Regions from separate parts of the Homo sapiens genome. Here region 1 is linked to region 2. The links are chromatin contacts, found by Hi-C or POLR2A ChIA-PET in ENCODE. All regions are on one chromosome and are shown on one strand. Each heading gives the region's core, a stretch centred on a gene start or an enhancer-like site at or near the end of the contact. The rest is flanking DNA. Distances are from core to core; before and after follow the strand shown.

The links. A loop is a pair of places that touch in the nucleus more often than their neighbours do. ChIA-PET counts read pairs that join two places held with the same protein, here RNA polymerase II (POLR2A). Pooled maps may share reads with other maps.
Region 1: a map of CD4-positive, alpha-beta T cell shows a loop between it and region 2 (2.4-fold over the local background). The contact joins two enhancer-like sites. A Hi-C loop is called at or near these places in 12 of 168 maps with a recorded cell type or tissue (B cell, CD14-positive monocyte, CD4-positive, alpha-beta T cell and 7 more), 3 of 37 single-sample maps with no recorded cell type and 18 of 50 pooled maps. POLR2A ChIA-PET finds 5 or more read pairs at or near these places in 12 of 52 experiments (CD4-positive, alpha-beta T cell, CD4-positive, alpha-beta memory T cell, GM10248 and 7 more).

Annotation. Positions count from the first base shown.
Region 1 is chr18:63,291,587-63,294,286 of GRCh38, forward strand. All of the region lies in intron 2 of BCL2 (BCL2 apoptosis regulator), which reads right to left. Among named protein-coding and RNA genes, the nearest start is that of BCL2, 27 kb to the right of the region's middle. Within about 2 kb of position 1,310, at least 8 of the 41 ENCODE cell types and tissues checked have a DNase peak (open chromatin) inside an H3K27ac peak, as active enhancers do.
Region 2 is chr18:63,252,868-63,255,590 of GRCh38, forward strand. The region is part of intron 2 of BCL2 (BCL2 apoptosis regulator); the gene reads right to left. Among named protein-coding and RNA genes, the nearest start is that of BCL2, 66 kb to the right of the region's middle. Within about 2 kb of position 1,329, at least 2 of the 41 ENCODE cell types and tissues checked have a DNase peak (open chromatin) inside an H3K27ac peak, as active enhancers do.

The DNA.
Region 1 (2,700 bases), core at 60-2,559, 39 kb after region 2:
GTACCATCCCAATCTGTAAAAGACTCGGGAACACATGAAAGAGTACAAAGATAAAGCAAATAGCCTTGAGTTACTTAGTTTAGTTGGAACTATTTTTGTCACACTATCAACCGAGGCCCTGGAGTACTCATGAGTATTTCTTTTTTTTTTTTTCTCAATAAAGCGGGAAAAAATGCTGAAAGAATTTTTTAGATGTATTCCTTTCTTGTGTTGGAAAGATAATCTTACTGAAACAGGAATGGAATCTAGCTTATGTCTCTCTTTCCTATTCTTAGAATCCTAAACAAAGAAATGAATGTCTACAAGGTGGTTTGGGGAAACAGTTAGAAGATTCCCATGGGAAGCAAGTTAAATTGAGAGTCCAAGAAGACTAGAAACCACTTTATATCAGTGCTGGGCTCACAGGAGAGCTAGGTGATAGGAGAAAGGGCCAGTGATGTGGACAGATCATGATAGTGACAGTGAAGAGAGTCCAGGTAAGACCTAACGAATGACTTAATAGATCAACTGGAGTGGTTTTAGTGGATAGGTTTGCATGTTTCTAACGACACAGAAACCTACAAAATAGTTCACTGGTTTTCAGAAAAATACTGGAAGGATTCATCACAAACTCCTAGCCCCAGCCAACCCCAGTGCAAAAAAAAAAAAAAAAAAAAATCATGCCCAATCCTTCAAAAGATTCATATGTGCAGGGTTATTACTCTAGACATCAGCTTGCCTGGGACCATCCTGGCCTACCCTATTGTCCCAGAATAATGATTAATAACAAGTGTCTCAGCTTGGATGAGACATGTTATGATCATCTTAGATATGAAAGAATGGCAATCTAATAGGTTAATGAATATCAAGACAAAATACCTTTAGAAAGGCTTTCCTTTCTAATTGTGGTTCCAGACTTTATACAGCGCACTCACACGTACCATGCTAGCTGGGATCTGCACTCTGGTAATAGAAAGGGGGGGCTTGCGCACAGAAGGAAATGGGTTCATGTTGGCACCACCCAGGTGCTCAGCAAATGGACAGCAAATAAACCGTCGTTGAAGAAAGGCAATGAAAGAACCCTCTTCACCAATGTCTTGAATGAATGGTTCTTCAGCCATGACACATCGTACTGAGGAATGGCTTAACAGTTCTCCTTGATTCTGGGAGTGAAATAAGTATGGGGGTAAAGAGCATCAGGAAGACTCCCACTGCAGGAAACCCTGTGAAGAAAGTGCTGAAGAAAGCGCTCTCCCACCACGCATTAGGGAAGGAGCTCAGGAGCTCTCTGCCAACTGCAGTAGGCACGGGCCCAGAGACAGAAGATTTCTGTGGTCTGGGCACCCTTCCTGCTGCTGCAGGTGATGAGTAATAATAGCGACGGCTCTCATGTCACAACCTGGTGGCCGCTGGACCCTCACTTTGGTTGGAGGGTGTGTCCCCACAGGGGAAGTTCACAAGAGCCAAGCTGGGCTCTGAGCTTCATGCAACGTGCAAGATGTGCACCAAGACGACCTCACCCCTGGCTGGACTCAGCCCCGGGACAACACTCCCACCCCGCAGAGCCCAGCCAGGTTCTCAGTGGCCCCAAGATAGCACACAAGCAGCTGGGATGGGAAAACAAGGTTTAGTAATATGAAACCAAAATACTCCTCCAGCCTGACTGCACTGCCCAGGATGAAATTCTCTCTAATTCCACTGAACATCTTAAACCAAAACATATTCAAACCCTGAACATCAGCAGCACTCGTACTTCTCTTTTTTGGGGCTGTGAAGGGAGGGTGGAGTGCTGCAACAGAATAACAATTTTCAGCATAGGAAAATCCCCAATATGCAGGTTGTCACCTGCTTGATCTATTTTCCTCCCAACCAAGTTAAGCAATCACCAACAGTTCTCTATGAGATATCTTCCACTGAGATTAAAGGAACGACCAGCAAGAAACAGTGTATGTGTTGTGGTAGTGTGAGTGTGGGTTTTCAAATGGGTACATTCCTAGAAGACGGGACAGCAGGCTCTGAGGAGGCAGCTTTGTGGAAGAGACTGGGGTGTCCAGAGGACCTTGGATATCTGGAATACTCACATATGGTGCTTGTTCTGGGGCTGGGGGGAGACAAGTACATATAGAAATATCATAACCAGTTTTCTCCAGTAAATACACCAAAACAAAGGAAAATGGGATCAAAGTATAGCCAGCAACGTGAAAAGTCCCATTTCAAAATCTAAAGTAAGATTCCAAAATAGAACATGTTTTAACAGAGTATGTAAATTTATGGAAACACTTCCTCACCCGGCTCCTGATCTTTTATAGGTACCTCTCATGCAACAGTTCAGCTTTAAATCTTTTTTAGGAAGCAGCTGGCTACCAGAGATCTTCACTCCTGTGCTTTTTTTCTCTTTTTTTTTTTGCAAATCTAGCATCTCCTTTCCATGTGATGCACTATGCTTGGAGCTGGCAGAGCAAAAGCCTGTCATTCTTAAAACATGAAGAGAATAATTCAGCGCCTTATTTTGTGATCACAGAGAATGCAATTAATACTTTGGCTGCCTTGGTATGTAGACCAAACCTTCTGCCACAGTGTTTTGCAGTGCTGTTGTCCAGGGCAGCTCTGCCAATCTTTTCATTCCAACAGAAACGATGCCAGACTTCTCGGTGCTAAGCAAAGTATAATGAGGCGGAAGAGGTGGCTGGAACCCTCAGTGAGGGAATGTGCTCCTGGGAT
Region 2 (2,723 bases), core at 79-2,578:
ACAGAGAAACAGATCAAGTCTGGAACTAGAATAGAGTAGGTAGCAAGCAGAAAGTAGAAGGAAGAGCAAGCAAAATAAATAGGTTCCTAACATCTGCTATTTCCCGATTTTTAAAAAGTGAATGCACAGACAACAGACACCAACTCTGTACACAAAAACACACTTTAATGTTAACTAGAATTATTCCTCAGATGCACACAGTTTGCGTTTGTTTATGCATGGTGTAGCTGCCACTTACGTAGTGTTTATTACATAGCTGGCACTGTTCTAAGCAGTTAACTCATAAACGCATTTAAAGCTCACAGCAGCCCTATGAGGAAAATGCTGTAATACGTGGCACTTAGCAGATGAGCAGAAGGAGCCCCAGAAAAGCCTGGGTAGGAAAGGACAGAGCAGAGGTTTGAATCCAGGCAGACCATCTCCAGTCCATACTGCTCACACCTGACACTACACTGATCGCCTACGAAGTCTGCTGTACTTACTCTGCTGACATGCTTGGAAAAGAAACACATTCTAAGTAGTTAATAATCAATCATTTCCCATATAAGAATATATTGCAACATTCAGAAAAGGGTTAAAATATTCTGTAATCCTACCACTATATCACATTGCTGGGGTAGCCCAATCACCGCAGAGACTTTATGAAAGAGGTTTCTGAGTCCTATTTCAAAACATCAGTGACTAGGGCAAAACCCCTCCCTAAACCTAAGCCGTTTACAGTATAAATTTGGGAAGGAAACTATTTGAGATGGCCGTTGGAGATTTCTACTAGAACAATTTGATTATTTCTTTTACAGTCTACATATGAATAGTTGAATCATTTAATTGCAGGAGTTAAAAGACTTGTCTGTGTTTAGAAAAATGAGATTTTTATTTGGGATTCCCCAGTATATTAGAAAGATGATTCTCAGTAAATTGTGGGCAAGAAGGAAATAATATACATATTTGTGGCTATGAGAGCTAACCAGAAAAAAAAAAAAGAAAGAAAGAAAGAAAGAAACTCTCTGGACTCGCACAGTTCCAAAAACTGCTGAATGTTGTCTTTTTTTTTTTTCCACCCTACTAAGCATTTCTCTCTTATCGAGGAGGATTCATTTCCCACCTGTTTCTTTTACGTTCTTGAAATACATATAAAGTTAGTGTTTATTTTCTACCCACTGAAATCTTGTTCAAGTTATTCTTTCTTTGGTCTCTACTTTCAGAAGTCACAACTTGTTTTGAAAACATTAGCATGAGAGAAGGCTTCTTTTTATGTACCACAAACTCTCAACTATTTAGAATGCTTGCTTCAGAGGTAAAGAGATGCCTGGTGGCTTTTCTGCTTTGTAACAATGGCCGTGTAAACAACATGACTGGACAAAACCAAAAATGTGCTTAGACAGAGTTCCTTCTTCCTGTCCAGGCAAGGTGGCTCACGTCTATAATCCCAACACTTTAGGAGGCTGAGGCGGGTGGATCACTTGAGGTCAGGAGTTCAAGACCAGCCTGGGCGGCATAGGGAAACCCTGTCTTTGCTAAAAAAAAAAAAAAAAAAAAAAAAAAGCTGGGTGTGGTGGTGCACTCCTGTGATCTCAGCTACTTGGGAGGCTGAGGTGGGAGGATCGCTTGAACCAGGGAGGCAGAGGTTGCAGGAGCTGAAATCATGTCACTGCACTCAAGCCTGGGCAACAGAGCAAGACCCTGCCTTAAAAAAAAAAAATGGAATTCCTTCTTCTTCTGATGAGTGCTTCTCATCATTGGGGTCACAATTATCAATACCAGTTTTTTATAGCCCAACGTTATTTGAAACATCCATATGTTTGTGTTATAAATTAATACACGTATTTAAAATATGGGTTATAGAAAAGATACCATATGCAGTGGTCCAGAATTTTGAGTTGTACTGTCCTTGTTCTTCACATGGGGTATTAGATTTCAACCAAAATGAAGATCATATCTTCAAGTAGATTGCCAGAAGGCACCATACTGGAAGCTCACGGGTAGTGCACTCTGTTCAATGAGGGCAGAAAGACAGTGACATATGAGGTCTTCCAAAGGTGACATGGAATGCAGGCAGAGATGAAATGTAGAGGAGAAAGAATGCAAAGCTGCAAAACATGGGCCCTATCTGTACTTGGATCTGGTCCTTGGATTGCAGAGCTCACTGCTGTGTGCATAGACCTGGCAAGTGTACGGCTGCCAGTTTGATTCCGATGAAGGGCATTTAGAAGAATCAAAGGATGAAAGACAACGGAAAGGAGTTAACATCATGACCTCCATTTTACTGATGGCATGGCTGAGGTCCAAAAGAGTTAAGTGACACAGAGCTAGAGCAGCATAAAGCCAGCACTTGTCACCTTCTCTAGTTTCATAATTCATAACTTTTCTGTGGTATATGTTCCTGGTCACCAATAAAATGGGATGACAGTGTGGACAGCTCTATCCAAACCATTACTTCTGATAAACAAATCAAACTCAGGGATGCTGCTGGTTCAGAGCTGCTTCCTCCTCTCTGGGGACTGGCCTATGTCCCAGGGGCTCAAAAGCATCACCACCTTCATTTATCCTTACAATGAAACCTTGAGGGACACGACTGTCTACACTTCTAATTGGAAAGCCGTATCTGATTCATTCAAATGTTCAGATCTTCAAAAAGTAAAGTGGCCTAGAGTGGAATCTTAAAGTTGAGAGTATGGACTCAGGGAGATGCTGTTCATTAGCCAGGATAAGAGATGTGGTTTGAA